Linked DNA regions of Mus musculus: region 2 is linked to region 1. The links are chromatin loops, found by intact Hi-C in ENCODE. Cell type or tissue: heart. All regions are shown on one strand. Links, peaks and the distances in the headings refer to the core of each region. The heading gives the core; the rest is flanking DNA. Region 1 holds the start of Ewsr1 (Ewing sarcoma breakpoint region 1). Region 2 holds the start of Mtfp1 (mitochondrial fission process 1).

Region 1 (15,959 bases), core at 2,707-10,706:
AGGGCAGGGCGGCTGGTCAAGGAGAAACAGGATGACGTGGGATAAAGGCCATGTGTGGGCATTCCCGTGTCTCGCCTTGCTACCTCCCTCAGGACCACATTCTCCTTTACATCAACAGCTCAAGCCAAGAACAAAATGCGCTGCCTGAAACCAGTCAGCCAGAGGGGCAGAACTTCTCCCTCATCCACCTCATAAGCCTCTTCCCAGATCCTGTGTGCCTGAAGACAGATCCTCCTCCTGTCAGCCAGACTGGCGTGACTGGTGTCTGCATTCTGAAATGATCCTGTGACTCACATATAGCCTGAATGTCTAGATGGGTCAGCCTGTTCTCTTCGGTGGCTGTTTTTCCCATATCTTGGGAGTAAAGCTGATGTTTAAGATACCTGTACCACGGGCCCACGTTGGCACTCTGTTCCCAGAGAGCCTCAGGCTTGCTCCCACACTGAGCCTTCCTCTCAGTTACGCCCTGTACCCAGCCTGCCCATCTTAGCTTTGATGCCACCTTCACACAGGATCCAGGTTAGTGACTTCTCAGGCCCCTTCTCCTCTCCAAGCATCTCATAGGGTTCTTTGATGATAAAAGACACCTACCTCCACTTGGCCATGAGCCCTGTCCCCAGCCCAGAGCATTGCTCAAAAGAAGATGTGTCAGGAACAGGTGTTTGGTGACCTGGCATTGCTTAGACATGACTCCCTTGTGCCAGTTCTTTTCAAGGCACCCAAGAGGCCCAGTGAGGTTCATGTGGGCTCTGGGCTCAGGCAAAGGATACAGGCTAGGCCAGTGAGAAGGCCACAAAGGAGCTGCAGGAAGGGTGGCTCAGAGCTGAGCAGCAGGGTCAGGGCCAGCAGCAGCCATGGTAGCAGCCATGGTGGCAGTGTCCTCTGAGGCCATCCAGGGTGGTGACTCTGTCCAGCCAGCATAGCTAGATGGACAGGCATATAGCCACAGCCTCCAGCCGCACCGGACACCCCAAGGCCCGCCAGCAGCACAGCCAGCAGCCCAGTAGCCAGGGCAAGCACAGTGGAGTTGTGCAGGAAGCGCACAGTGCCCAGATGGCACTCCTGCCACCAGCCCAGAGTGGGCAGAAGCAGCAGGCTCAGGAGCAGGCCTGGCAGTGCAGTGTGGCCCAGAGCATGGGTCAGCAGCCTGTGCACTGGGAACAAGAAGGTCAGGTCAGAGGGGTGGATTGCCCTTAACTAGGGCCACCTGGTATGGCAGCCTCCCCTACCCAGGAGCTAGGATGTTAAATGTCACTACCCAATCACTGGTAGAGGACACCAAAGTATTCTCAACCCCACAGCTACGCTCTAGTTATATCACTGTGAGCCAACGCACAGCAACCAACTGCAGAGTGTCGCTATGTCCTGGGCACACTGAAGCTGATTGTCACAGTCACCAACTCTCTTCTACATCTAGTTAATAGCACTACTTCTAATAAAAACTGCCTGCTAGAACCACCCACTCCCACAGAGCTGTATGACCTTAGAAAAACCTCTACACCTCCCTGAACATTTGGGTTCTTAAAATGTAAACTGGAGGCAAGTTTGTAGGAAGTCCGTGTTTGACTGAAACCCTCAGTCCTTATTTCCAGGGAAAGCTGTCAGAAAGGGATGTGATCAGCACTCCTACCCATGCCTTCCATCTCACCTTCTGCACCTTTACAGGATCTTCTGCCCTCTTTCTTGAGCTGGGCATGTCAGAACACTAACCTGCCCTGGGACACTCTGCCCTATCCTTGTATAACCACCATAAGGTTCACACTAATGCCACTAACTGGTTTCAGGCCCTATAACTTCCTTCAAGGTCCATGGAGCCAGTCCTTACCCTGCCAGGGTTCCATTAGCAGCTCTGGAGCCAATCTGAGGCTGGGGCCAGCCCCCAATAACCACAGACAGCTCAGCAGCAGCATCAGGACTGAGGAAGCAAGGGGCAGGGCCCGGGACAGTGAGCCAGGGGCCTCCCAGGCATGCATATTTGGTTGATGGTAGTCAAAGGTGGTCCTGAGGCTGTAGGCTAGGGATAAACAAAAACAGTAGCAATTATTTTTGCTTTTATCTGACACCCTCTCTATTTTACCAGTGACCCCATTTTTTGTTTATTTTTGATTTCTTTTATGTATGTGAGTACACCGTAGCTGTCTTCAGACACACCAGAAGGGGGCATCAGATCCCATTACAGACGCTTTTGAGCATTCTGGTTGTTAACCTGTGCTTCCTACTGGTATCCATTTTTTTTTTTTAATTTAACTGTCCAGTTAATATTCCAGTATATTGGGGCTGCAGAGATGCTCAGCAGTTAAGAGCACTGACTGCTCTTCCAAAGGTCCTGAGTTCAAATCCCAGCAACCACATGGTGGCTCACAACCATCGGTAATGAGATCTGATGTCCTCTTCCGGCGGCGCATTAGTAGTGAGTGGATCAGGGAAAAGCGGGTAGAGGGGATACTAGGTAGAGGCCACCAGGAAGAGAGGGTGGGGTTTTCCAGTCAGGGCCATATAGACGCAGGAATCCACCCGGGCTTTCAGTCAGCAGGGTTTGGTTTTGTTTTTCTCCTGCTTTATCTCTCAGCCTCAGGAGAGGTATTAACAGTATTATCTCCATTTATATCCTCCAGCTGTCCTGAGCCAAAACTGCCATTGGAAGTGTCTTCCCTATATTGGTTCTCCTTTTTCTGAGAGATGGGAGTTGGGGGTGTGGCAAGGCCTCTGAACACTCCAATTCCCGCTGAAACTCCACACTTGGGAAAATATGTTTCCACCTGGGTCTTTCAGACACTCCCCAGATGGGAGGTCACCACCTCTGCCCCGTTCTCCTCCTGCCCTTGGTTTGGTCATTTCCTACCTTTCTATTTTGTGTTCTACTTGCTTTTTTTTTTTTTTTTTCATATTGAAAAGATGACATCGCCCCAGAGCCAAAAATAAATGGAAATTGGAAAGAAAAAAATAGTGGTTGCTGGGAATTGAACTCAGGACCTCTGGAAGAGCAGTCAGTGCTCTTAACCGCTGAGTCATCTCTCCAGCCCCCCAGTGACCCCATTTTACAGAGGGGGAATTGAACCTGCAGAGGCAGGTCCAATAGGTTGGCTGAAGTGGGCTCAAGTCCCAACCCCTGTTCTTATTAGCCACCTTCCTATCCTACCTGCCCACGTGTCTGGGATGGGACCAGCTCGGCCGTGCACAGCTGTGATGCTAGCTAGCACTCAGGAGTGGAGACATGGAGGACTGGAGTACAAGGTCATTAGAGATGCAGACAGTGGGAGCGTACTCACCTAGCCATGCACAGGCACCTGGATTTGCTTCCCAGTGCTGGACAAAGAATAAAAGAAAAAGTTAGGAGTTCTTGGCTACATGTTGAGTTAAAAAACTAGCCTGGGTGATATGAGACCCAGTTTCAAAAACAAAACCGAGTCTGGTGGGCCTTAAGTCTTAGTGGAAGATACAGGACCAGACAAGTTAAACTGGGGCCATTCACTGCCAAAAAGATGGGTAATTCCCCTGGGAACGGCTAAGTCAAGGCCAGCTCAGGCTTCCCACTTCCTGCCTCCTTTCCAGTGTTCCCAGCCTTAGGGAGTCCTGATGGCCTCAGGTGCCCCTTTGAACAGGGGGTGGGGGTGAGGGGCGAGGACAGCTAATGGTACAAGCAGTGTAAGGCTGAAAGTGGGCTACAAGAGTCCGCATTCCAAGCTTTACAAGGTGATTACAACCGTGGCACTATTTCCTCCCCAACCCTGACCCTAGCCTCATTTTGCCAAGGATACTCCAGTGTGTGCTGCAGCTTTCTGCTGTGCGTCCCTGGGCAAGCGTCCTAATCTGTGAACTGCGGATTCTGATACATTTCCCTTACAGATGGTAAGAAAAAGGATAGAGTGGAGGCCCACAACTTTCTCTTTTTTAAAGCTTTTTTTGGTGTTGCTTTAAACAAATCTCATCAGGTAACCCTATCCACAGCCTGGGATAGAAGATTGTCCTGACTAGGTGTTAAGTGCTGGGTCACAAATCTGCACCATTGCACCTGGTTCAGGCTCCAGCTCTTCCTCAAACCAACCCAAAGCACCACCTGGAGAGATGACTCATGGGAGGCACATAGCTTACAAGTAAAGGCGCAGCAGCTGCTACAAACTCTGACCCCATGGTCGTTCCCTGCCCACCGAGCATAGCTTCTCTCCTGTACTCTCCTCTCACACTGCCTTTCCTCCAGGCCCTCCCACCATTCCTGGGCAGTCCTCTGAGTCTCCTACTGAGCTGATTCAGGGCAGAAAGCGATTCGACTTAGCTTCCTTGTCAAGGCTTTCCCTTGCAGATGCCAAATATGAAAATCTCCTCTGCCTGGCCTTGCCTCCATCCCTCAATAGGCCATCTCCTACTCACTCTGAATTGTCAATGTTCCCTTCCCATATTGTGAATTTTATCCTAATGAGCAAAGTTTGGCTCCCCCCCCCCCCCACTCAAATGGCTTGTCTCCAGACTCAAGGCTGGTGTTCATTGGAAGACATATTAGCATAGTCCCAGGTCCTGCTGGGGTGAACTCCACCCTTTATTTTTGGTACTGGGTTGAAGTTCAGAAAAGCAGGCAGATTTCACCCTTACCTGGAGGCAGGGTCACCTAAAATGAAGCTTCCTCTTGCACCTTCTTACAACCATTCCATCCCTGGGCACTAGGGGACAGGTCCATGGACATAGGGAACTGGGCCTCGAGTCCTCTGGACCAGTCTCTTCTCTTTCTTGGCGATAGGAATGGAAACTAGGGCCTCATACATCATAGGCAAGCCGTAACACTCCTGCAACCATATCTTCAATTAATAAAACGTAACTTGTAAGAATCCAATAATGAATCCAGCTGCTCCTCCTAGAACACAATACACGCCTTTCTCCCCTTCAGATTCCGACCGGCCTCTAGTGAGACACTATGAGTGGCGAACTAACAGACTCGGACGCCTGGATCTCTCACCTGAAGGTGATTTTACATAAAATGGGGAACTGGGGGGCTACACATCGGGCTCCCAGCTCCCTTCCCTGCCTGCCCCGGGCCAGAAGCTCCGGCATTGAAGCCACGCCCATCCTCAGAAGGGTGCGACACGCCTACTTCTCCCACATGGACCCTGGTTTCTTCCGAGTCCTCGCCCGCCATGCTAATGTTTGTCTGTGTCTGTCCACTGTGTCAGTAACTCTCAGAAAAGCAAAACCAAAAACCCCACCAATCGCCAACAATCCGCCTCAGTGTCTTTCTGGAGCCCTTGTCAGAGACCTCAGAGCTATGCATATCACACCCTGCCTACCTTGCAGGGAAGCCAGGAGGACAGAGTGGGAAGGCAAGGACAGTGTGGCGAAGCTTCCGGGCGGTGTACAGAGAGGGGAGGCCCGGGGTCTGGGTCGCATTCAGCTTTGTAACTTTAAGGAAAGAACTCAATTTCGTGGGTTCTGGGTTTTCTGTTGAAACAAGGGGATGGGTTGAAGGACGATCACAGGGCTTCTCAACCCCGACCGTTACTGGGGTCGGGCGCGGCATTCCCGGCCTCCCTCCCAAGCCGACGGCCCTCGGTCCCCTCCCCCGCCCGCTCAGGCCACGCGTCCAGGGGCCTGGGGAGCATGTCCTCCCACCCCCACCCACCCTAGAAAACCGAGCAGGGGGGCCCGCCCGGTAAGTCCGGCCGCCGGTTCCAGGCCGAGCCCTCGGTGCCCGAAACCCGCTGCACGCACACAGAGGCGCGTGATCCCGCCCGCCGATTAGTCAGCAGTTGTTTCAGGCCGGCCGGGATCCCTTCCCCCAGCCCTCCCGCCAGCCTCCGTCTCCCTCCAGGGCAGACTCTTCAGAGACGGTCCCTAGAGCCAGCGGGCGTAACCATTCCGAGCCACCGCGCCTCGCGCCAAGGAGCTCTCGGGTTCGTGGGTAACCCTCGCTCACTGGCGCGCTGGCCCCCGAGGCGCCTTTTTTTTTTAGACCACTCGTCACGTCCGGCTCTTTGGGAGAGGATCGGGTCAACGGTTTCGGGAGCGAAGAGCCGAAGAGCTCCGGTTCGCTCCTCTTCGGCCACCCCCGAGGCCTGGCCCGATGGTAGCGTCCGAGGTTGCGGGTTTCGCGCCTGCGCAGTGCGGCGCCTAGGGGGAACGCGAGAAGGAGACGGACGTTGAGAGAACGAGGAGGAAGGCGAGAAAATGGCGTCCACGGGTAAGCGGAGTGGGATCGCGGTCCCGCCGGCGACAGCTGGGACACCCAGACTGGGAGGCGCTCGTCTCTGGGGGTGGCAGGGATGACTGAGTGAAGTCGCCGAAAGGGGTTGGAGTTCCCGCCGCGGCCCGACGAGCTCGGGGGTGGGGGTGGGGGATCCGCGTTCCCTTCCCCTCCCCCACTAGGCGGGCTGGTTCTGGAACCTTTTGGCGGCCGCGTTGCGCGCGAGGGCCTCGCGGTAGCTGAGGCGTGCAGAGCCCGTCCAGGCCTCCTTTGTGTGGTGGTTGTCGGGGCCGGGTGCTCCGGGTCTCTCGCCACGTGGGCCGGGCCTAGGGCCTCCGAGGGCCCGAAGGGGACCGCGGCTGGGCCTGGAGCCCATCACCCCGAAGGCGCGTGAAGCGAGGTGTCTGATGGCGGCTCGAGAAGCCGTGGCCGGTTTCCCGTGGAACGTCTCCTCCCATCGCTAGCCCCAGGGCAAGTGTTTACTGTGTAGGGACTCAGAAAAACAAACAAAAAGCCGTCGCGAATGTGTAAGCTGAGGGGCGCCGGCTTAAGAGGGGAGCCCCATTATCCCCCAGGCCTGGCCCGGCCCGACCAAGCTGCCCCCTCGGAGGACCTAGTTGGTTCCCCTAAATCTTCGTGCTCCCCACTCAAGAGGCTTCGATTTAATCATGAGTTAACTCCACCTCCTTCCCTACCCAAAAAGCAGTGGCTTCCCAGTGTCCTTTTCTCAGCAACCGGCGCGGGGGATCGGTTGTATAACAAGGTCCGTCTGGATCCGGAGAGGAGACTCTTTTCCAGAAAGAGATTTCTAGCAGCTTTGATCCAGGAGAGGCAGAAAAGCCTCGGCACGCCACGTTTCTGTAGGCCTGCTCGTTAAGCTAGCCGGCTGATTTATTTCTTGGCCCTATTGAGGCCAGGGGAAGAGACCCATAGCGGATTTTGAAAGTCCAGGGCGGGAACTCTAGAATGTGATGGTTATGTTGTGGTCCTTACCGAGAGAATAAGTGTAGCCTAGCCCTCACCTGCAGTTTAGAATACAGTTAACTGGCACAGTGGCGGGTTTTTTGTTTGTTTTTGTTTTTGCTTCTAGCGGAATCTAGGGTCTGGTGATGTGGCCTTGGAGGCAGGAGGAGAAAACAAGTGGGGGTGACAGGAAAAGCTCTGGGTTCTTCATTTGGCTTAGGAAAGCTTCCAGCATCACAATTTGACGACGCAAACGATGTAGTTAGTAAACAGCTTGCTTTTGGTACCAGGCTACCCAAAGTGTCCCTAAGAGAAGACTGAGATACGACTACAGTCCAATATATCCTAGTGGAAAATGGTTTCTTTGGTGGTCCTTTTACCCTTCTCTTAACCTCTAAAGCCCAAGAAGGCAATTGCAGTTTTTCTGCTTGATAGATCATTGCCACTTTTTAGTCATCTTTGTTATCAGAAAATGTTGATAGCACCCTGAACCAAATTTAAGTTGAAAAGTGTGCTCTGCTATACCCACAGTCCTGGCCCTGCTGAGGGGACTTTATTAAGGGCTTTCCTGAAAAACTTAGTTTTAGACTTTTTTTAAAGGGTCGGTGGCGATGCACCGGTGCTGGGAAGGCAGAGGTAGGTGGTCTCTGAGTTTGAGGACAGCCAGGGCTACACAGAGAAATCCTGTCCTAGAAAAAAAATTTTTTTTCTTGAGCCTTTCAGTTCTTAAAATAACTTTTTTTTTTGGTCCCAACAAACTTACCCTTGCTAGCTACAGGAATTATGTAGCCTAAACCTTCCTATTCAGCTTGGCTAATGGCTGCCCTGAAGCAAGCCACTGCCTAAGGGGAGTAATGGTTTCCCTCCTCTGTATCTTGTAGAACAGTAACTATAGAGTGTGTCCAGTAAAGCAGAATTACAGTCTCTAAATAACTACCAGAACAAAAAGTAAAACATTAGCATTCTAGGATGCCCCTACATCATAATCTCTCAGCCTGCTCTGTGTGTGTGTGTGTGTGTGTGTGTGTGTGTGTGTGTGAAGTGTTTACGTATCCGGGCATTTAAAGACTTATTTTTTCAATTGTTAAATTATCTGACCATTGCTTCAGTGTCATGCTTGTAGGTAGATAAACATGGGGGGGGGGTCGCTTTTTCCTTAGCCTACCAAATCCTTTGGCAGCACCCTCGTCTCAAGTGGTTGGCTGTTCTGTATCAGCATTGCCAATTTTACATAACTGCTCTTGTGTAAGTCTTTGTAAACATCAAACTTAATGCCAATGACTCAAAAAGTCGTTTTTACACAGAAACCTCAACAAAATGTAGGTTGCAGTATTTGCTTTGTTGTTTGTTTTTCATATAAAGAATGTGGCAAGTAGCCAGTCATCATCTAATCCTAGATTGGGGAGCGCAGCGTTTGAGGCCAGCTAAAGCTACATAGTGAGACCCTGTCTATAAATAAATAAATAAACAAACAAATAAACGGCAGAAAGGTAGACAAAGGAAGGTAGCAAGTAGGCATGGAGGTACACACCTATAATTTCAACACTAGTTGTAGACAGCCATACGGGGTCTGTAGCAAGTTTGAGGCTAGCCTGGTCTATATAACTAATTAAGGTCAGCCAGCTAAGTAGTTAGATCCTATCTCAGAACCACTACTTCACCACCACAGAAAATGTAGCTTTATTGGAAATGCTTCAGAATTTTGTTAGAGGATTATTTTCTTCATTGTAGATATCTTTTGAACAGTTTACTGATACTATTGGTAATCAGAGCTCTGAATTTAAAAGTGTAGAAGGAAAGTAGTCCCATGAGGTGCAGAAAGGTTGAAAGAGTCGATTTTAAGAGGTGAGTTCAGGCCAGGTGGTGTTGGTGCAGGCCTTTAGTCCCAACACTTGTGGGGCAAAGGCGGGTGTTTCAAAGCCATCCCGATCTACAGAGTGAGTTCCAGGACAGCCAGGGCTGCACCCCGTCTCAGAAAAAGCCAAAGGGGGGGCAGAATGAGTTCAGGAAAGTACTGTTGGCTAGGGGATTGTGAAGCAGACTTTGCATGGCGTATGCCAGAGCCTTCCATGAAGAAAGATGTCAGCTGTTACATTTGGGTGAGGGACTACTTTCTGATTGGAAAAGAAAGGACCCTTTTGTTCTGTCTTAATGACAGTGCTGTCTTTGAACACCAAACAAGATACGTATTCTTGTGGAGAGGAAATAATTGCGTATTTTTTTTAATTCTCTGCATTAAAAAAATGCCCAAAACGTAGGTAGCTTTAATTCCGTGATGTTTTGAAAACATAGGCATTTATTTTCATTACTCAACACCTCCATAGTTCAGATTTAGTTCCTTTTTTTGTTTGTTTTTTTGGTTTTTCGAGACAAGGTTTCTCTGTGTAGCCCTGGCTGTCCTGGAACTCACTTTGTAGACCAGGCTGGCCTTGAACTCAGAAATCCGCCTGCCTCTGCCTCCCGAGTGCTGAGATTAAAGGCATGCGCCAACATGCCCGGCTAGTTCCTTTTTTATTGTTTTTTTTTGAGACAGGGTCTTTTATAGCCCTGTCTGTCCTGGAACTCACTATGTAGACTAGGCTGACCTCAAACTCATAGAGATCCACCTGAGCTCTGCTTGAGTGCAGGGATGAAAGGGGTATGACACCTCACACGGCTGGTTCCTTTTGATATAATATAGGTTTCATATGAGAAGGAAAATTATAGGTAGACTTAGTTACAGAGAAGAAAATTTGTGATTTTTGTTGTTGCTGATGTTGAAATAATTTTTAGGTTTTAAGAAATGGCAATTGTGAACCTAGAGCAATTTTTCCTGTAGGCCTATTAAGTGCTGTTTTCTCTTTGACAGTTTTTGGAATTGTATTAACCTGGTCAGTTTTGTGTACATTATGCTGAAGTTGGAACCAGGGTATCCACACATCCGGTATAGTCAGGAGAATGAGCACATAGACCGACCACTTATATACTCCTGTCCTTGTTGGGTTTTTTGTTTTTTGTTTTTTTTAAAGACTTATTTATTATATGTAAGTACACTGTAGCTGTCTTCAAGTGTGCCAGAAGAGGACATCAGATCTCATTACCGATGGTTGTGAACCACCATGTGGTTGCTGGGATTTGAACTCAGGACCTTTGGAAGAGCAGTCAGTGCTCTTAACTGCTGAGCCACCAGCCCTACTCCCATCCTTTAGCTTGGCTTCACTGGGGTTTATATCTTTTTGTGATATTATGAAGATAACAGCTCTTGACAGCAGGACCCTTTTTTAGATTTAATGACTCCTGTTTTTTGTCTCTTTTTTTTTTTTTTTTTTTTTTAAGATTTATTTATTTATTTATATACTGTACACTGTAGCTGCCTTCAGACATACCAGAAGAGGGCATCAGATGCCATTACAGATGGTTGTGAGCCACCATGTGGTTGCTGGGAACTGAACTCAGGACCTCTGGAAGAATAGTCAGAGCTCTTCACCGCTGAGCCATCTCTCCAGCCCCCATTTTCCGTCATTCTATTTCACTTATTACTGTTCTAGGGAATTCTGGTTAGTCTTACCTTAAGGGATAGCCTGACAGATGCTGGACATAGTAGCTTGCTCCTCTAATCCCTTTACTGACTCTTGCTCAAAACAAAAATGCCAGGCGTGTTGGTGACTTTTAATCCCTGGGGTGGGTGGGCAGCAAAGACTGGATCCATGAGCTCAAGGCCACCATAGTCTACAGCTGGGACTAGGCAGAGAAAGCCTGTAAAAAGCAGAAAGAAAGAAAATTTAGTACTTCTGTGCCTCTTTTTAAATCTGACAGTAAGGTTGATGCCGTTTTGTGGTCTTGGTTTATACCTAAGATAATGATAGTGTCTTTGAATTGATAGTTGGTAGTTGAGATGGGTTTATGGTTGTAGGGTATCTGGCAAGGTATCCCTGCCAACTCAACTGATCTTGACTTCATTACCTAGCACCATATTCAGACTTTGTTTAGTTTAACTGACTTAATTGGTTTGGTGTTGAGAGATGAGATGTGCTAACTGGGATGTGTCTGCATATAGGTCCACTCTATATAACATTTAAGAATTATTATTACTGCTTGAATTCCATCTATCTCTTTCCCCTTCTTGTCTAGGCTAATAATTTCTCTTATTTCTTCTAGATTACAGTACCTATAGTCAAGCTGCAGCCCAGCAGGGGTAAGTCAGCTTTCTGCAACAATAATTTGTCTTTGGTTAAGGTTTTAGCGTATGAGGCCTTTTGTAGTTTAAAGGATATGTAGTAACACAGTCTAAATGTTTTATAGTCAATTCTTGTGTTTAATTCTTTTTGCAGCTACAGTGCTTACACCGCCCAGCCAACTCAAGGATATGCACAGACCACCCAGGTAATCCCAAAGACAAGGATGAATAGTTATATCTTCAGTATAGATGTTTCAGATGACCACTAAAACAGTAGCTAAGAGATTTTTTTTTTAATTTTTTTGTTTTTTGAGACAGGGTTTACTCTGTGCAACCACTAGCTGCCTCTCTGCCTCCGGCGTGCTGGGATTAAAGGCATGCACCACCACGCCCATCCGTTTTTTAAATTTTTATACAAATAAATAGCGGTAGTATTATCTAAGCTTTTAAAACTCAAAAGTTTTAATCTTTCATAATGAGGGTTGTAATGAAACCATTTTAAAGCTGGAAATAGACTTTTTAAAATTCCTAGGCTCAAAGTAAGTATCTTACTGCAGTCTTGTTCTTTGTGCATATTTTATTATGCTTAATTTAATCATCATAATTTCTAAAGACCATCACTAGGATTGTTGCACATGAGAAAATTTTACTGCATGGCTACTGTATAACTTGCTAGTGGTTGCACATTAACTAGTGGAGTTAGTTTTGAAAATAACTGTTCCTCGGCTCTTGTCAGTATATCAATCTATGTTTAAAACCCAGAGTAGGGGCTAGAGATGGCTCTTTGGAAAAGTTTGCCACCAGCCTAACAACCTGAGTTTGATCCCCAAGTCCCACATAGAGTCAAGGGAGAGACCTAGCTCCTAAAAATTGTCTTGTCCTCTGACCTGTACACATATACCATGATACAGGTACACCCCTCCACTAGTCAGATTGAGTAAAACTTAAAAACCTGGAGCTGGGATATGGTGGTAGAATGTGTGCTGGCACTGCAGAAATACTTAAGGGGGAAAATTGACCAGGAGTTGGGAATATAGTTCTTTGGTAAATATGCGATATACTGGCTCCAGCCACCAACACCTCCTCAAAAGCCAAGGATGACAGACTCTAGAATCTAGAAAGTATTTGCCTACATTACCAAAAATTAATTACCTCAGCTGGGCCTAGTGGTAATGCACGCCTTGAATCCCAACAACAGGGGCATTGGCGGGTGGATCTCTGAATTTGGGCCACCCTGATTTACAAAGCAAGGTGTAGGCTGGGACTGCACAGTAAGTCTCAAGGGGAAAAGGAAAAAGAATTACCTCTAATTCTAGAATGATCTGTGCTAAAAAGTAGATATTAACTGTCGTGGAAACATCCTAGGACAGGCAGGAAGTCGTGCTTCTCAAAGGCTTTACTTTACTTTTCATTGGTCTTTCAAATAAATCTACAATATGAGCATGTTAAAATATCTGAAAGAACAGCTTGTTCCTTATCTGATTTTAAGTGTATTGATGTCCGAGTTTAAAAACCATAACCTTGCTATACTGATAAACATAAGAGAACATGAACTGTTCTGATTTGTTCTCTTGAAATAGAATTGATAGCTTTTATTTTTATATCAGCAAGGTGCTGGCTGAATCTTGGATTATCCCTATGTGCTGTCAGTTACATGGTTAACTGAGATTTTTGCCTAATTGTTTCAGGAACTTTTTTGTTTCTAGGTTGACTAAAACATGAAAGAACTTATATAAAAATTAAGTTTTTAAGATAATTTCCTTGTTTTTATAATTTCTTTTTTATACCAGAAAGCAGTATTTTGTACTTTGCTTCTCCAGTTTATGAACTAATAAGTTAGGTCATTATTTGGCTAAGCTACAAGGTTCTCTTATGAAGCTATTTCATGAATTTCTTTGGAGCAGGCATATGGGCAACAAAGCTATGGAACCTATGGACAGCCTACTGATGTCAGCTATACTCAGGCTCAGACCACTGCCACCTACGGGCAGACTGCATATGCAACTTCTTACGGACAGCCTCCCACTGGTAAGGCCAGCCTTCAAGAGACTAGGTGATAGTGTCAAGGGGATTTGCTGAAAGGCCTGTTATTCATGCTTTTAGGTATATACTCTGGTCTGTATGTTGACATCTGGGGATCTTTTATTCTGGGGGGTATTTTTGTCTTTGCTCTTAATTTTCCTTAAGTGCTATCCAATAGAAGGTGGGTAGAATAAGTTCTAAAAGAGGAAAAAACTAAACTTTTATACACTGTGTGTAATATACAAGATAGAACTAATGTAGAAGATTGTACTTAGGGATAAGAATGAGCCTTCTTAAACTGAGCTGCTTAAAAATCAAACTGGTTTTCACATCTGTTTGCTTCATCTGATAGTGTACCCTCTACTTTTTGTTTTGTGCTTTCCACAGTAGAAGGGACCAGTACAGGTTTGACTATCCTGCTCATTCTTGCATGGGAATTGCTTTCCATCTTGTCTAACCCTGTAATGTTAACCCTTAGGTGTTTTCATTTGTTTAAACCCTGAACTTTCTAACATCACACACAAAGGTGCTAATGAAAAAACTGCTTCAGGTGCCATTTGCAGATCCATGTCCTTATAATTTGGGGAAGGTTTTACTATGAACTTTGCTTTTGTCGAGCCTTAATAGTTATTTGCCTTCTGAAAGGTATTATTCCAGCTGATTTTCCCTGTTCCCTGAAGGCTAGATTGCATGATTAGTTTCATTTAAGGAAACAGATTTGCCACCCTGCATGTATATGTTTGTCTATAACACAGGCACATTTTATTTTCTGTTTAAGTGTTACAAATTGTTTTAATCCACTTTCTGTTTTAAGTATTTTGAATTTTTTTAATCCATAGTATGTTTTAAATATAAATAGCATTCCAGGACACTAAAAAGAGAAACTGGTCTAAGAATACATTACATGTAATATGCTAAAAAAAAATGGTAATTTTTTTTCCTGTAGAATGTTGTATAAGAAGATCTTAGAAATGTAAAGACTTCCTATTTCAACTATCTGAACTCCTCTGAATTATATTGGTTATAGGAAAATATTCATCTATTGTCAGGGATTTTGTGAGAATTTTACTAACTTAACTACTGTGTAGGGATGGAGGTGTTTATTAACCTAGTGCATATGTGGGGAGAGCTGAAACTAAACCTGTAGATTTGAGAATATAATGGGCCTTTGCTATCCCTAAGCCATTTAACATGGTCCTAAGAAAGGTTTTAAGCAGAGTAGAAGAAGTAAGCAGTCAAGGTTGCATATGCCTTTGATCCCACTCTCAGGCAGAGGCTGAGAACTCTTTGAGTTCAAGGCCAGCATGGTCTACAGAGTGAGTCCCAGGACAGCCAAGGCTACACAGAAAAACCCTGTCTCAAACCCACTTCCCCCCAGAGAGAGAGAAAGAAAGTCAAGTCCTGTAAGCCTAGAAATAATAGAATACTGCATGCAGGGAAAAAAAAAGATGGCTTTGGTAAGTCAGACTGTGTTACATGGTAAAAAGGAGTTTGTGCACACTAGGTGATTCAAAATTACCTCTCATATTCACTCCTGCCAACTGCTTTTAAGCAATAGAATCAAAATTAATCTTTATGGCTTAAGTAGGAGTCAATAGGTAGGAAACGGGATCGAGCACATTTTTCTCTGCCCCTTGCCTTTACACATAAAAATCAGTAGATGAGTATCAGGGATGGGTAGAAGTACGCTGTTCTCTGGGTTTCTAAAGGAGGAAAGGTCCAGTGTGTCTACATCTCACATGCAGGAGTCAAACAGTTCTTAATCGGTGATTTCTGCTGTTCACTATAAACAAACTTTGTTTGTACAGTGTTTCTTACCACCAGTTCCTTTGAAGAAATCATATAGATGTACTTAGTCTCTTGTCACTGTTCTGTTGATTTTTGTTCATTTTGCTTGCCTGCTTATGTGTGTGCTACAGTTTAATTAAAAGATTACTAATTAGCCCAGTATCTGTTACTGTAGAATTGTTACATCAGGCTCTCTTACTGCAGTTTAGAAATACAAGTTACTGTCTTCAGCAGTTTGGCTTTTGTTTAACTTCTGTGAATCTTGTAAGTAGGGAGAAATCTTATAAAGAGTAATTGGATGTGTGTGGTTACCTTTAGAACTTTGCAACGTTTGCAACGAAGTTTTAAATAATAGGGCTGAGGGTGTAGCTTAGTGAAAGGATGCTTCCCCAGCATGTATGTGAGGGTCTGGGTTCTATACCTAGCACCACAAAACAAAAACCACTGAAGATAAGCATGTCAACTCAAAAGTCTTTAAGACTTTTCTGAAATATATTTTTAATGGTTTTTACCAGCTTAGGTGGAAAATTACTGTCCTTATATAATTTTAGAATTTCCTTTGAATGCTTGAGAAGAAAGGATTTTGTCAGTGCTACAAAAAGTACTTAGATTCAAAGAGAAGTTGAGCTGGGTATGTTAGCAAAGACCTTCAATCCTAGTACTTGGGAGACAGGCAGTCTGGTCTCTTGAGTTCAAGGCCAGCTTGAGCTACATAGCAAGCTCCAGGCTACCCAGTGCTACATAGTGAGACCTTGCATCAAAGAAATAAAAAGTTGAAGTAGGTCATGGTGATACATGGCCATAGTCCCAGAAATCTGACAGTTGAGAGATGGAAGGCATTGCAAGCAAACCTGGGCGATT
Region 2 (15,959 bases), core at 5,415-13,414, 1.0 Mb after region 1:
TCAAACATATCAGCCCTGACCAGCTGCCTGTGGAATACGGAGGCACCATGACAGATCCTGACGGAAATCCCAAGTGTAAATCTAAGGTATGGGCCACCGGCTGGATGTCAGTGGGGAGGACCTTAGCTCAGATGTGCACCCCAGTTCACCCCGGGCTCTGTTTCTAGATCAACTATGGGGGCGACATTCCCAAGCAGTACTACGTGCGAGACCAGGTGAAGCAGCAGTATGAACACACCGTGCAGGTCTCCCGAGGCTCCTCCCACCAAGTGGAGTATGAGATTCTTTTCCCGGGCTGTGTCCTCAGGTAGGACTGGCTGCTTCTAGGGACCCGAGCTTTTGTAAACGCCAGTGGGTAGGCTGGGGTGGAAGAACCCAGCTGCTATGGACACACATACACACACGGGTGGATGTCCTCTGCAGGTGGCAGTTTATGTCGGAGGGATCAGACGTGGGTTTTGGGATTTTCCTGAAGACCAAGATGGGGGAACGGCAGCGGGCAGGGGAGATGACGGAGGTGCTGCCAAACCAGAGATACAATTCCCACATGGTGCCTGAGGATGGAACCCTCACCTGCAGTGAGCCAGGCATCTGTAAGTATCTGAGTCTTGGCAACACTTGAAGCACATTACCTTTCTGCTTATGATGTATCCCTTCCTCAGAGGACTGGTCACCTCACGGTGTTAGTGCAGGAAGGGGCACTCTCTGGGGTCACCTGTCCTGGCACAGGAAAAGTAGAATTGTAAAAATGCAGTGCCTTGCTTAAGGGGTCCCAGATAACTAACAGCTGGCTAGGCCTCTGCCCTGATATTCCCAAGAAGAGGTGAATCACTGTAACAGGTGAGAACAGGAGTTCAGAACATCTACTTCTGGGAGCTGGGCATGGTGGAGCACTCCTGCAATGCCAGAACTTAGGAGGCTAAGACAGGATTGTAAGTTAAGGCCAGCCTGAAGTACACAGGCTTTGTCCAAGGCTGACTAGGTCCGAGACAGCAGCCAGACAGTTAGAAGCAGGAGACGCAGAACTGACTGTGTGGGTGGAGGGAATCTCCACAGGGCATAGCATGCCAAAAAAAGGCCAGCCCTGAAATCTGAGCACCGCTCACCTCCAGGTTGACCAAAAAGCAGGTCCAGGACACGGGAAGGCAGCTTACACATGTCAGAAACCCTCACAGACAGTCATTTGGTATTGGCTTAAATCCCTTCAACCCGGAGGTTATAGTCCTCAAATGTGTCCAACAGAAACCTTTACAAATACATAAAGCTAGAGGGACCAAGAAGTTCCTAGCAGCTGATAAAGCCAGTGGCACAGCATATAGCCACAAAAAGGTCCATCTATTACAGCAAAGCACCATGGAGCCGTTAAAAAGGACACACTGACAGCTAAGATGTTAATTCACATTAAGCAGGTAAATGTGAAATGCTGCGTGTGTGGTACATGTTTACTGAGGTTGAGGGGAAAGAGTATATACAGAAAGGAACTCTGGGAAACCTACACTAACTTAGGATACTTATAGAGGGCTTTCTCTTCCACTATTTCTGTAACTATATTCTACAGTGTTATGTGGTATGGTATGGTATGGTATGGTATGGTATGGTATGGTACGGTATGGTATAGTATGATATAGTATATATAGTATAGTACTAGTAAATAGTATAAAAAGAACAAATGTATGCCAGCCACACACAAGCCAGGCAAATTTCTAATTTCTTTCCTGACAGAGCCAAAGGATGGAGGGTAGAAAAGTGCCAAGCTAGGGCTTTGCATTCAGATCTGAGCTGGGCTTGCCCCGCTGGCTATGTGTGTAGACTTGGGCAAATGACTCAGCCTTCCTAAGTCTGTTTCCTGATTGCTGCAACTGGGATCTTACAGAGATGCCAGCTCACATGTGATAAGATCTGTGAGGCTATGGTGTGATGTCAGAGACAGAGCATGCGACTCAGCACCTGTGCCCATCAGTGTTATTATTACCAGGACAACTGGAGAGCAGAGCATTCCCGGAGGCTATGAGGGAGGTGGGAGACATCCTGGGCTCGGTTGCTGAGGCAGCGGCACAGGGCTATCTGTACTAGCTCTGCAGATCCTTCTACCCAGTAGCCTGCAGTTCTGGTGCTCCCTACCTTCAGGTACATTGTACACAATCCAGCTCCCCGGGGAGCAGGGTCACCCTTTTTAGAGAGCAGCCAGATCTCAGGAGAATGCATGCACTCTGCTGCACTAAGAACAAGGCTTAGCACAGGCTAGACACTGTCATCCACAAAGGAAAAAGCTCATTATACACTGGAGGTTTACTTTTCTTTAAAAGACGAGGAAGCTCAAGGCTGGAGACGCCACTCAGCAGATAAGAGACCTTCCTGAGGTCCCAAGTTCAATTCCCAGGACCCACATGGTGGTTCCCAACCATCTGTAATGGGATCTGATGCCCTCTTCTAATGTGCATGAGGACAGACACTCATAAATTAAAATAAATTTTTAAGAGATGAAGAAGCTATGGTAGAGATAGACAAGAGATGCTCTCTTACACATTATGTTACTAGTGTAGACACTAAGAGAGGATACTAGAGGCTCCTAGCCACAGACCGTCCAAGAAACAAGACATTTATCCTTGATGTGATAAGAGTCTCAGATCAAGGAAGTGCTTCCCCAAAGGCCATGGAGGGGCTGGAGGGCTCCAACTCAGTTGCTTCTCTCTCGTATCTGAAGGATAAACAGCTTTCAATACAACCAGGATGGAACTGCAAATCCTCAATTTACTTTACTCCTCCTTGGATCTGTTCCCTGCAAGATCGCTTACCTGCCTGGGGTCTGCTTATTTGCTGACTTTACTCCTCCTTGGATCTGTTCCCTGCAAGATTGCTTACCTGCCTGGGGTCTGCTTATTTGCTGACTTTCCTCCTCCTTGGATCTGTTCCCTGCAAGATTGCTTACCTGCCTGGGGTCTGCTTATTTGCTGACTTTCCTCCTCCTTGGATCTGTTCCCTGCAAGATCGCTTACCTGCCTGGGGTCTGCTTATTTGCTGACTTTCCTCCTCCTTGGATCTGTTCCCTGCAAGATCGCTTACCTGCCTGGGGTCTGCTTATTTGCTGACTTTCCTCCTCCTTGGATCTGTTCCCTGCAAGATCGCTTACCTGCCTGGGGTCTGCTTATTTGCTGACTTTCCTCCTCCTTGGATCTGTTCCCTGCAAGATCGCTTACCTGCCTGGGGTCTGCTTATTTGATGGAGGAGCAGAGTCAGGCCACAGCATAAAGTTCCCCTTCCCAGATGGAAAGGCAGCATGGGAGGAGAGGTAGGACCGGGTGTCATTTGGAGGCAAGGTTGTAGAGACCATGGATTAGGTGGGAGGGCCGTGCTTCTGAGGGCCAGGTAACCCCAGAGAAGTAGTTCTGAATCCAAGAACCAACATTTCCTTCCTACAGTGTCTACTGTCCCCATTACTATTCTGAAATGAAACTCAGAGATAATGTAACACACCTACATACAACTTTTTTTTAATTTAAAGATTTATTTATTGTATGCTTTAAGTACACTGTAGCTGTCTTCAGACACTCCAGAAGAGGGCGCCAGATCTCATTACAGATGGTTGTGAGCCACCATGTGGTTGCTGGGATTTGAACTCAGGACCTTCGGAAGAACAGTCAGTGCTCTTAACCGCTAAGCCATCTCCCCAGCCCCCTACATACAGCTTTAAAATCAATACTCTATCTGGAATATAAGGAAAACAAAAGGAAGCCAATGTGAATAGAGTAATTATGAAGCAGCAGGAACTCAACCCAGAGCTCCCTGCATGCTAGGCAAGAGCTCTAACCCAAACCTCTGGCTCTAGACCTGTAATTTAGACATTTTCCACTACAAACATGGGAGGGCAAGAGGATACCTTTTGTTCTGCGTCCCTAAGGAACAGCATCTTTCCCTTGGGTCTCCATGAGCCTGTGAGTACATGACTAGTGTCACACTGAGACATTCGGATGCTGGAGTGGCAGTGACAGCCCCTTCCTCTGTGCCTGCTGTAAGGCCCTTGCATCTCAGTGCTGGTCTAAGGAGATCACAGTACAGTGAACTTGGGTTGCCAAGGCTGTCATCAGAACCAAGAGGAAAGAGTAGGGCATCTGCAGGGCCCCTTGCAGAGACGAGGGACTAGGAGTCTGTAGGTGCTGTGCTAACTACCCGCCTCATGCAATCTATCCAGGGGTGAGAAGAGGGGAAGACGTCAAGAAAGCCAGAAAGCGGCCCAGAAGGGAGGCCCTGCTGCTTTTGTTCTGTGTTTAGCTGTCTTGAAGGGGCATTTGAGTGAAATGGAACAAGCTTGCAAAGAGACAGGCTGAGAATGAAAGCAAGCCTGTTCAACTGCCAGGGCTTAGAAGCTGTCTCTGCCAACTGAGTCCACCCTCTTCCCAGAGGAAAGCACAGCTAACAGCCTTCTCACCTGCCAGCCTACCAAAGGGTGTCTGTCCCTTCAGAGACACATTTCCATAACAAGCCTGGCAAGTGCTTGCTCAGACACATTCACCACAGGATGTGAGAAAACCTTCCCTTCAAAAGGGCTGTGGAGTTACTCCTGGGTGCTAGGATCAGAGATCTCTGAGTGTAGACAAACAAAAAGGCCAAAACGTTTTGGTTTTACACAGAAATTAACAAAAATGTTACAAATTGTTCTACACTTATCATAGCCTCTGCATGTATCTTAGACATTCCTCCCAACACCCTGTCCTTTGTCTATATGGCCAGTCTGGACTCAAACAGTGTATATATAGTACAGGCTGCCCTTGAACTTCTGACCCTTACCTTCCTGTGTTGGGATTACAGGGGTACCACCATGCCCAGCTAAAGCTCTTTCTTTTTATGTCAGAAAAGTGTTTCCCTATATGGATTACAGCACAAATCCCTTGGGCAATTTTCCTTCTGTGACCAGCCCATCCTTTTGTCATTATGGGCAGGCGTGCAGCGAGCATCCTGGTCCCGTCAATCTTCCCAGAGGGTAAGCAGCTGATTCATACAGTCTGCAGGGAAGCAGAACGGGCTGGGGTTCCCAGGGTCCAAACGAGACAGTACTACAGTCAGGAATGCAAACCAGAAGGAAGCCCAACCCCACTGTGGCTCACCGTGTGCCCTAGAACCCTTGGAGCTGAGCTAAAGTCGGACTGTTGCTGACTTCAGAGTTGTGAGGAAGAACGGGATCACACATATAGACTACAAACCCATGGTTTCACACATAGACTGTATCCTCACAAGCACTGAGGCTGCCAACATTATTCTGCCTGTGTAACAAAGCCATGACTTTGGCCTTGGAGACCTTTTCCTTCCAAGCTGTTACAGATGTGAGTCTCTGTCCCGCGTCTCACTTGGCCTGTTCTGCATTTTCACACCAGTTTTCACTTTCTGAACACACTCATCCAGACTGAGTTCCAGGGGACCAAGGGCTGTTACACCACTTTCGCCTCCATCTCCTACCACACCACCTTGCTCAGTCAGTACAAACCAGTCCCTTCACCACCCTCTACCTCTGGGGGGAACTGCCTGAATGCTTGGTTTTCTGCTTCCTCAGATGTTCTGCGGTTCGACAACACCTACAGCTTCATCCATGCCAAGAAAGTCAGTTTCACCGTGGAGGTCCTGCTTCCAGACAAAGCAGCCGAAGAGAAGATGAACCAGCAGGGGGCAGACACCCCCAAATAACACCTCGCCCCTGCAGCAGGCCTGGCCCCCCCAATGTCTTCCTGTCAGTTTCTTTAGTCATTTTCCTGCAACCAATTAGCCCAAAGAAACTGGGCTGGAGGGAAGACTTCAGACTGGACGGAGCTCCTGTTCAGAATCAGAATGAGGATAAATAGCTAGATGGGTCCTCGTCGTCAGAATACTAAGGGGTCTCCAGGGACCGGCTGTAATGATGTCTACCCTGTAGACTTTGCCAACTTCACCTGCCCAGGAACAGCTGAGACAGGGAGGGAAGGGTACACAGGATGGTGGCAGGGAAGAACTTAGAAAGAAGTGAAGCGATTGGATGTCATACTCAGGGAAGCCAGCTGCTGGGGAGAAACTTGCTCCTAAATGAACATGGACCAAACCTCCATGATTGTAATGATGGTTGCAAGGTAGCAGGCCACTAGATGTGATGGGTATCCAAAGCTCTTTGAAACTTTTTGTCATAAGCCTTGAGTCTCTCGTCCCCCCCCCCCCCCAATCTCAGGAGTAACCCAAGTCAGCACTGGAAGGAAGGCTAACAGCCCCCCCCCCCAGAACCTCATTAACTCCTGGGTTCCACTGGCTGCCTGTTTAAACCCTCCACAAGCACAAGGGTAATTAATTTCAGGGATCATAGATAGGAAAGGACCAAGGAGGCGGTGGGTGGGCCCCAAGCCTCTCACTAAGTAACCCTCCGCTTGAGCAGCCCTACACAAAGATGACAATTGGGGCTGAGACAGCACTGAGTGCACTTCCCAGTCCAGTCTCCCACAGTGCCTGAGAACCAGTCTCCTGACAGGAGCAAGGGCTTGGTGGGCCCTTCTCTGTGGAGGCGTGTAATAGCAGCAGTGGCTTCCTCTTGCCTGGGGATGCAGGTAGCCAGGGTGGGCGGTTTCCCGGGAAGGTAGCCATAGCTGGGCAAACATTTGAGCCAGGGTAAAGAGGGGGGCCAGGCACAGGTGACCTTGCAATAAAAAGCTCTTGACCCCACACAACTTGAGAGCCAGGTTACAGGCTGCCCAGAATTCAGGAAGGATGCCCCAGGCCCTTGCGGGGTCTGCCTTTTCCTCTGAACGAGGCGTTGGCCCAGCCTCGTCTCAGGAAGCGGAGGGAGCTCTGGGCAGGTGCAGGGATGGCAAGCAGAGAGGGCCGAGGCTACCCAGGATCTAGTCACACATCTCAGGGGCACAGCCTGGCCTTGGTTTACAATGCTGTTAGGTACATTAACCAATGAATAAAGTGATCAATTTTCAAAGCAAAGAGCAGAATTCATTGCCCATCGCCGGCTTCCTAGCGGTCTCTTACATTAGACCCCAAATTTTCAGATGCCAAGTAGCAGGCTAAAATTACACACACACACACACATGTTCTGTTCCTTTCCCCTCTACTCTCACGACACTCGGACACAGGCACGCACAGAGAGACAGTAACGTCCCTTTCCTCTCCTCTCGCGACAACGTTCTCCGAAGTCCTAACAAGTTGCCTTCCGATTGGTTCAGCCGGTGAGCGTCGTCCGCCATCTTTGTTCAAGGCATTCGGATGCTCCCGAGAGCCTTCACGGTGAGGGCGGAGGCCCCGCCCCATTCGGTGGTTCCAGACGGGTTGGGCGGTTCTCCCGCGGTGACCGGCGCAGCGGGTACTAAATGGGAGGGAGGCCGAGGGTTAGCGTCACGTGGCTTTAGGGACCGTCTCCTAATTCCGCTCCAGCACTCTACCTTCCCACCCGCGCCGGGCTCAGTCCCCGGTGACCCACAAGTTTCAAGAAGACACGGGCTGAAAACACTGGCTTCCGAAGGGAGTCGGTATACACCTTTCGGATCTAAAAAAGCTAAAAGAACTGTGCAAAGCTAGATAAGACCCTGTTCTTACCTAGCTGGATATTTTTTGTACTGTGTAGCCTCCAACCAGGCCTGAAACTCCCTGTGTAGACAGGGCTGGTCTCGAACGCACATAATACTACCTGTTTCTGCCTCCTACATTCTGAGATGAAAGCATGCAACACCATGCCTGGCTTATAAGAGATTTAAGGCCATATTTATTTGAATTTATCTGTGTGTCTCATGTGTGAATGTATAGGTGTGTGTGTTTGGGGGAGGTGGGTGCTGCCTGTGGAAACCAGAAGTGTCAGATTCCCCCGAGATGGAGTTACAGATGGCTGTGAGACACCCGTGTAGATGCTGGGACTGGAACTCCGGCCCTCTGGAAGAGCTGTAAGCGCTCTTAACCACTGAGCCATCTCTCCATTCTCACCCATTTTGCTTTACAGACGTGGTCGTTGGGACCGGGGTGGGGAGTGGGGGGAGGGGCGGTGTGTGTGTGTGTGTGTGTGTAAGTGGCTTACATCTACTAGGCGGCCCAAGTAGGATTTGTCTCTAGGGGCCATAGCATTGCCCCTCTGAAATCCCAGAGGATTCAGAGTGCTTTTGCCCCTTGTAATAACTCCCTAGCTCCCTTTTCCATTTTAACAGTTGCATGAGTCAGGAGAGTGGCTGTCCTCTTTGTGTCTCTATTTCCCTACTGTAAAGTAGGACCCTACGCTAGTGCCAGAGCTTAAGGAAGCAAACTTGAGTCTACTGGACACATGATGACTGTTATAATTAATTAGTCCTTGCGACTGTCTAAGGCAGTGAATGTTGGCACGCCTCCCATTTACACACGAACCGCGGCTCAGAGAAATACACCTTTCCTAGAAGCCGCACACCTAAGAAGATTCCATTCTCCGATTGGAACTCTGACCTATTTAACTCCAAAAACTAGTCATGTCTGGGAGAGTTTTGCATTAACTGCTCAGAGAAAACAAGACCATCTGTCTGCAAAACCCAAGCCTAGGAGAGGGGCTTGGATGTTGTATAAGGCAATTTTCAGACACTCCCTGCAGTGGCGTTAGCGATAGCGGGACCCGTCCTTCAGCCTCGGACTACTGGCGGGTTCTTGCCTGGTGTTAGCCAAGTGCTAGTGGAGACACAGTTGTGGTGAGACTCTAATCTGCAGCGACTCCAACCTTGCCGGGGAAGTCATGTCGGAGCAGCAGCGGCAGGGCGCCGAGCGCGACCTCTACCGGGACACGTGGGTGCGCTACCTGGGTGAGCGTGGGAGTGACAGACGCAGCGACCCCACCACTCCGGAGGGGCTGGGGGCGGGGGGGGGGGGGAAGCAATGGACCGGGTTGCCGATCTGGAGTCTGAAAAGGGGCTTAGTTCTTATTCGGCTTGGCCTGGAGACAGGGCTCAGGAGAAGGCTAGGGACTTGTCCAAGGTCACACAACCCTGTTGGTTCAGATCTGTCCACGGGGCTCTTCTGGAGGCACAAACCGAGTGTGTGGGTTGCCCTCTGCCATGACCGTGCACTAGCCATGGCGTCAGAGGATCTGGACTCCTAGCAAGTCTGCCTTTCCCAGGCTCTTCCTAAGCTTCAGTTTTCTCTTCTGTAAAAAGGGCTGAATGCGAGGCACTCCTGTCGGGTGCTGACTGTAAGAGCGGGCTGAGGTAAGGCCTTAAAAGACCTGGCACTTGATACTGGTCAGTGGAGCCCACCCTCAGTGATTCGGTGGCCTCCGGTCGCCTCCCTGGTGCAGATCCCCAGAACCACGGCTGGGGACTTTGATCAGTGAGCCATGAACTTCATTGTCGGTGTCAGTCCGCGGGCCTAGAAACCAAAAGGTAAAGTTACTTGACTGAGGTCACCTGCCGCACTGTAGTTTAAGAGGTTAGGGTTAGAAGCAGCTTTCTGTGTAGCGCCCCCTTGTGGAAAGGGCCAGAGAGTTAAATGCCTTTTCCCTCCAGGCTACGCCAATGAGGTGGGGGAGGCTTTCCGCTCGCTGGTTCCTGCAGCTGTGGTGTGGTTGAGCTATGGTGTGTCCAGCTCCTATGTCCTGGCCGATGCCATAGACAAAGGCAAGAAGGCAGGAGAGGTGAGTGTTAATTAACCCTTTCCAACCCATCCTAGTGTGGGTGGTATGCAGTCTTGCAGTGGGGACAGCCCTATCCCCGTTAGCGTCTCATAGTGCAGTCCATAAGCTAATCTTGTTTGTAGGATTGTTCATCCCCACCCGACCAAACCATTTGGGTAGGAGGTGACAGTTGGTACCTCTCCTGGATGTGGGCAAATCACCCCCAACCCTGAATGTAGTACAGCCCAGTCCTCCACCCAGCTGCCTTCTACCCTACTACCTCCGCATGTTCTTCCTCCTTGGTCCACCGGCATGCTTCTGTCTATAGGTTTCCTACCTCTGCCCCAGCTGGGCTAAATGTCTTTGTACCTTTCAGGTGCCAAGCCCTGAAGCAGGCCGCAACACCAGAATGGCCCTGGCTGTGGTCGACACCTTTGTGTGGCAGTCTCTGGCCTCTGTGGCTATCCCAGGCTTCACCATCAACCGTCTGTGTGCTGCCTCTCTCTATGTCTTGGGTACTATGACCCACTGGCCCCCGACTGTCCGCAAATGGACCACCACCACACTTGGACTGCTGGCCATCCCCGTCATAATCCACCCCATCGACAGGTAGGGGCCTTTCTGGTCTCAGGGACCAGTCACTCTGCAGGTAGAGTTAGGCTGTGAACTGTGGGCACAAAACCGGGGCAGCAGAGGCAGGGTTGAAGTAGAGAGGCCATCTGTGCTCTTATCAGCTAGAGCGGCAGAGCGGCAGAAAAGGAAGCAGAGTGCCTTATGGGTACTGGACAAAGGTCAAGTAAATTCACAGAAATAAAGACCAGTGCTGCAAAATAGCCAGAGTTAGCCAGGAGTGCTGGATTGAAGGGAGCTGATATCGGCATGAGTCAAACTTAGTTTGCAAGGTAAATACAAAATAAAAGTCTTAGGATGTTTTCCGCACGGCTGGATCCAAGCATCTGAGCGCTACTGCCACACAGCATCCTTCATCTTCCCAACCTTCATCCATCCTTCAGCATCTCTCCCCGTCCCGTCCTTGTGGGTTTCACTCTCCTGCCATGTCCCAGTGACTCATGGTGTCCTGTCCCTTACAACATCTTACACCCCATTAAAACTTCTCCGTAGTGATAGCCAAGATGCCAAGGAAGATTCTCATTGGCTCCCTCAGATGAGGGGCCCATGTATGAGCAGTTGTCCTTCTGAGTAGCCAACCCTGTGTTGTGTGCTTGCTTTTAGCACTAGAGGTAGGACCAGACTGGAGGGAACGCTCAGTGGATACAGCACTGTCTGCTCTTCCAGAAATCCCGAGTTCAATTCTCAGAAAAGACACCACGGCTTACAACCATCTGTAATGGGGTCTGATGCTCTCTTCTTGCATGCAGGTGTTTATGCAGGCACAACATGCATATACATAAAAAATACAGAATTAAAAAAAAAAGATTTATTTATTATTATATGTAAGTACACTGTAGCTGTCTTCAGACACTCCAGAAGAGGGCGTCAGATTTCATTATAGATGGTTGTGAGCCACCATGTGGTTGCTGGGATTTGAACTCAGGAACTTTGGAAGAGCAGTCAGTGCTCTTAACCACTGAGCCATCTCTCCAGCCCCTGTTTTGTTCTTTTGAGATAGGATTCTCTGTGTAGCCCTGCTGTCCTAGAACTCACTCTGTAGACCAGGCTGGCCTCAAACTCAGAGATTCACCTGCCACCTGCCTCTGCTTTCCAAGTGCTGGGATTAAAGGTGTGTGCCACCACTGCTCAGCTACAGAAATTATTTTTTAAAAAATCTAAGAGAGAGAAAGAGAGGGGGTGGGAGCACCTCAGTGGTGGCAGGGGTAGGCTGGAGGGGAGCATAGCTTACCCTGAACCTCATGGTGAGTCCTTTACCCACTGTGCCTCAATTTCTCCAGCTGTAGAAAAAAAAGGAATATGGCTGTTATCCTTGGGGGGAGGGGTGTAAGCATGACTTCCTTAAGGGAAGAGAATAATCGAATGTATCTTGACATGGTTGCTGTTGGTACCATGCATCGAGAGTCTTTCCCCTAGCCCTTGTGTTTCCTGCATCTCCTCATCCTTGGCTACCTGCTCACCAGGCCTTCTCTCTCTGTAGGTCAGTGGACTTCCTCCTGGACTCTAGCCTGCGCAAGCTGTACCCGTCAGTGGAGAAGCCCAGCACCCCCTGACCCTGCCCTGTGCCTTGCCTGGGGTCGGCCCACTCACATCAAAGAATGTGGATACGTGGCTGTTTGGGGTCCATGGCACTGCCATCTGGGTGGGTTCACATTGATGGGAGCTTAGAGATGAAGGCCCCGAGGAGTAGTGGCAGTGAGTTCTGAGGTGGGACCCAATTCTGTCTGCCTCAGTGGCCACGGTTGTGCTGAGTGGGAACGAACTCTGGCTGGGCCTGTCTTTTGAAATCTTTTTTTAAAAGTATTTATTTTATGTGTATAAGTGTTTTACTTGCATGTCTGTATGTATGTGCAGAACCCTTAGAGGTTAAAAGAGGTGATTAGACCCCTCTGGGACTGGAGTTAGGGATGCTTGTGAACCCCCATGCGGGTGCTGAGAACTGAATCTGGTTCTTCTGCAAGAGCAGCAAGTGCTCTGTTCACTAAAGTTCCTCTTAGCCCCGGGCCCACCTTCTGATGGAAAAGTTAGTTCCTCCCATGGAAGAGAAGAATACTAAGGCCCAGAGAGGGCAGGGAATACTGAGATCATGTGACAAGTGAGAGCCAGTCTTCTGGCTATTCTAAGTCACTTTGTGGTAGTGTGGCTGAGCGACTTAGGGAAAGATACAGAGGTACAGTATTTGGGACACTCAGGGCAGAGTCTCTGGCCAGCCTGTTCCTGTTGCAGGAGCTGCTGGGCCTGGTGAGAGGCAGGACAATCACAACCCAAGTGCTAACCTAATAAAACTTTCAAAAATGGCATCTCCTTTTCATTTCCTCTTCCTGGGGATAAGCAGGGTTGCGACCACAGCACAGTGCTTCCTCTGGAACAGGTAAACTGAGGGAGAAGTGGGCTGGTCTCCTGGCTCTGCAGGAAGGGCTATGGGGAGAACAAGGGAGGGATGTGTTCAAGCCTGTTCAAGAGCAATATCAGATCCAAGGAAAAGAAAAAGGGAAAAAAGGAGTCAGAAATGAAGGTCTAGGTGGAGAGAAGTGGGAGGTGTTTGTGTTGTGGGTGGGGTGGTGACTTAGAGTTTCATCGCTTTGAACAGACACCATGACCAAGGCAACTCTTATAAAGGCAAACATTCAGACTGGCTTACAGTTTCAAAAATTTAGTCCATTTTCATAGCAGGAAGCATAATAGCATGCAGGTAGACATGGTGCTGGAGAAGGAGCTGAGAGTTCTACATCTTGACCTAAAGGTAGCCAGAAGACTGACTGTTCCACAATGGGTGGAGTCTGAGCATAGGAGGAAACCTCCAAAGCCCATCCCCACAGTGACACACTTCCTCCTACAAGGACACACCTCCTAACAGTACCACTCTCTATGGGCCAAGTGTATTCAAACCACCACATTCCACTTCCTGGTCTCCAAAGACTTGCTCAAACACATGAGCCTATGGGGGCCATACCTTGCCATAGCATAATGCAACATATTTTTAGTCCAACTTCAAAAGTCCCATAGTCTGTCACAGTCTCAACATTGTTTTAAAGTCCAAAGTTCAAAGTCTCTTCCAAGACTCATGTAATCACTTACTTAACTCTAATCTAGAAAATCAAAATAAAAAAGAAGATCACATACTTCCAACATATCATGGTACAGAATACACATTATGTCACAGTGGGGAAATACTGGACCAAACCAAGATAAAAACCCAGCTAGACAGACTCCAAGGTCTGCATCTCCATGTCTGATGTCCAACTCCTTTCAGCTTTGATGATCGCAATACACTTCTTTTTCTTGGGCTGGTTCCACTCCCTGTTAGCAGCTTTTCTTGACAGGTGTCCCATGGCTCTGGCATCTCTAACATTTTAGGGTCTCCAAGGCAACTTCAACTTTACAGCTTCTTGTTTCAGTGTCTGGGATCCACACATGATCTGAGCTCCAAAGGACTTGGGTCACTTCTCCAGCTCTGCCTTCTGTAGCACTCTAGGCTCTGCTTGATTCCACTCCACTGCTGCTGCTGTTCTTGGTGATCATCTCATAGTACTGGCATCTCCAAAATGCTGGCATCATTTTGACTAGATGTCACCAATGGCCTCTCATAGGCTCTTCATGATGCCAAGCCTCAACTTCTTTGCATGACCCCTTCAATCCTGGGCCATCAACTGCAAAGGAGGCTGCACCCTCACCAATGGCCTTCCCTGGCCTCTCATGGTGCCAAGCCTCAGCTACTATCCATGACACTTTCTTGCCTTCAAAACCAGTGACTCTTAACACATTACCAAGTTCAGCTGCAGCAAAAGGTATGACCTTGGCTATCTTTGGAACACAGCTTCTTTGTGCTCTCAGAAAACACTTCCCAGAATATTTCACCTCAGTGGTACTGGTCTCTTCTTCATCCCAACTAATTTCTAAGTTCCAGATAACAAGCATCAATTGCCCTAGTAACCCCTTCTATTCTTTACTCTAAATCTAATGCCATGTGGCTGGAGCTGTGGAGTTCTGCTGCATGCTGGGGTTGCAACATGCCCTCCTTGTTCTATTACATTATTACCAGCTTTCTGTTTTCAGTGAATTTATTCTCTAACTAAGCTTGGCTATCCTGGAACTTGCTCTGTAGACTGACTTTAAACTCAGAGATCTGCATGCCTATCTCCTGAGTGCTGGGATTAAAGGCTTGATCTGCCGTGCCTGGATGGACTTAAGCTTTTCTTTACTTGGAACTTTCTCTGTAGCAGGCTGGTTCTGAACTCAGAGATCTGCTTGTATTTGTCTCCTGGGATTAAAGACATGTACCACCATGCCTGGACCTAAGCTTCTCATAGCCACTATGCCTCGAGATTCAGATCAAAAGCTTGCATCATCCCCTGTCAAGATCTGGATTGCTGGGCGGTGGTGGCGCACACCTTTAATCCCAGCACTTGGGAGGCAGAGGCAGGCAGATTTCTGAGTTCGAGGCCAGCCTGGTCTACAAAGTGAGTTCCAGGACAGCCAGGGCTATACAGAGAAACCCTGTCTTGAAAAACAAAACAAAACTAAACTAAACAAAAATAAAAACAAAAATATCTGGATCAAAAGCCTATGTCTTCCAGCCTCAAGATATGGATCCCAGGTGTGTCCTTCATTTCTGGATTGTAGTTCATTCCAGATTAAAGGTCTAAATGAAAACAATAACCTGATAATAATAATGTCTAACATGTTATAACTATCTCTTGTCTAATTGCAAACACAAAGAATAAGTTTAGTTGGGTGGGATCATGTCCCAAGCCCATTTAATATCCTTGGTTTAGCTCCACTCCACTTCCTGGGACCCCTTTACTCTTTGAATGATACATTTTGTATTTTTTTCTTTCTAACCTTGCTATACTTGTTTAAATTGCTCTTATCGAGAGTAAACCAGAGGATAAAAATCTATGCTGGACTTTTTTGAGACTTCCTTTGTCAATGCAATTAATCTGAATCTCTTCACCTTAGTCTCAGACAGACTCTTCAGATAAGGGCAAAAAGCAGCCACATTCTTCACCAAAATATCATAAGAATGATCTCCAGGCAACATACTAAATTCCTCTTCTCTGAAACCTCTAGAGTCAGGCTCCTACGGTTCGAATCCCCCTCAGCACCAACATCCTTCATATTCCCACTAGGATGATCCATGAAGCCCCTCTTAGAGCATTCCACTGCTTCCCAAATCCAAAGTTTCCAAATCCACATTCCTCCAGACAAAAGCATGGTCAGGCCTGTCACAGCAATACCCTAGTCCCTGGTACCTTAGTTAGAGTTTTATTGCTGTGAAGAGATCCATGACCAATACAACTCTTATAAATGGGGTTGGCTTACAGTTTTAGAGGCTTAGTCCATTATCATCATAGCAGGAAGCATGGCAACATGCAAGCAGACATGGTGCTGGCGAAGGAGCTGAGAGTTCTACATCTTGGTTCAAAGGTAACCAGAAGACTGACTGTTCCACAATGGGTGGAGTCTGAGCATAGGAGGAGACCTCCAAAGCCCACCCCACAGTGACACACTTCCTCTAACAAGGACACACTTCCTAACAGTACCACTCCCTATGGACCAAGTGTATTCAAACCACCACCGGCCATATTGTCCAAGTGATGGGGGCTCTCAAGAGCGGTGGCAGGGAGTCTGAACTGGATTCTAGGCCTTGTAAGAAGTGATTGGGAAATTTTGGAGAAGATATGGAGAAAGAGGGACCCTTATCCGCTGCTAGTGATATGCAAACTAGGGCAGCCACTATGTAAGTCAGTATGAAGAC

The links. A loop is a pair of places that touch in the nucleus more often than their neighbours do. Peaks named below come from ENCODE experiments on the same cell type or tissue, not always from the same donor. Only the 100,000 strongest peaks of a DNase experiment are listed, where the experiment ranks them.
Region 2: it touches region 1 in a loop (7-fold over the local background); 2 of 42 quality-filtered maps call a loop at or near these places.

Annotation. Positions count from the first base shown.
Region 1 is chr11:5,089,216-5,105,174 of GRCm38, reverse strand. Ewsr1 (Ewing sarcoma breakpoint region 1) reads left to right here and starts at 6,079. Exons shown (of 17, transcript NM_007968.4): 1 at 6,079-6,166; 2 at 11,270-11,306; 3 at 11,443-11,494; 4 at 13,193-13,316. The coding sequence starts at 6,154. It overlaps Rhbdd3 (rhomboid domain containing 3), which reads right to left and starts at 5,902. Exons shown (of 9, transcript NM_177370.4): 1 at 5,609-5,902; 2 at 5,277-5,427; 3 at 4,588-4,778; 4 at 3,270-3,306; 5 at 1,826-2,014; 6 at 771-1,154. The coding sequence starts at 1,973. In heart, for the core only: no CTCF peak of the experiment used is centred there; DNase peaks (open chromatin) are centred at 5,074, 5,804 and 5,934; H3K4me3 peaks cover 4,355 bases; H3K27ac peaks cover 3,437 bases.
Region 2 is chr11:4,088,022-4,103,980 of GRCm38, reverse strand. It overlaps Mtfp1 (mitochondrial fission process 1), which reads left to right and starts at 8,550. Exons shown (of 4, transcript NM_026443.4): 1 at 8,550-8,765; 2 at 9,465-9,592; 3 at 9,948-10,180; 4 at 11,682-12,500. The coding sequence starts at 8,699. The coding sequence ends at 11,754. Sec14l2 (SEC14-like lipid binding 2) reads left to right here. Exons shown (of 12, transcript NM_144520.2): 9 at 1-86; 10 at 168-307; 11 at 424-593; 12 at 5,546-6,942. The coding sequence ends at 5,676. Gm51935 (a long non-coding RNA gene) reads right to left here. Exons shown (of 3, transcript XR_003949843.1): 2 at 11,433-11,481; 3 at 9,239-9,327. In heart, for the core only: CTCF peaks have their summits at 5,640 (motif pointing right) and 9,423 (motif pointing left); DNase peaks (open chromatin) are centred at 6,660, 7,250, 7,890, 8,650 and 2 weaker places; H3K4me3 peaks cover 3,446 bases; H3K27ac peaks cover 3,817 bases.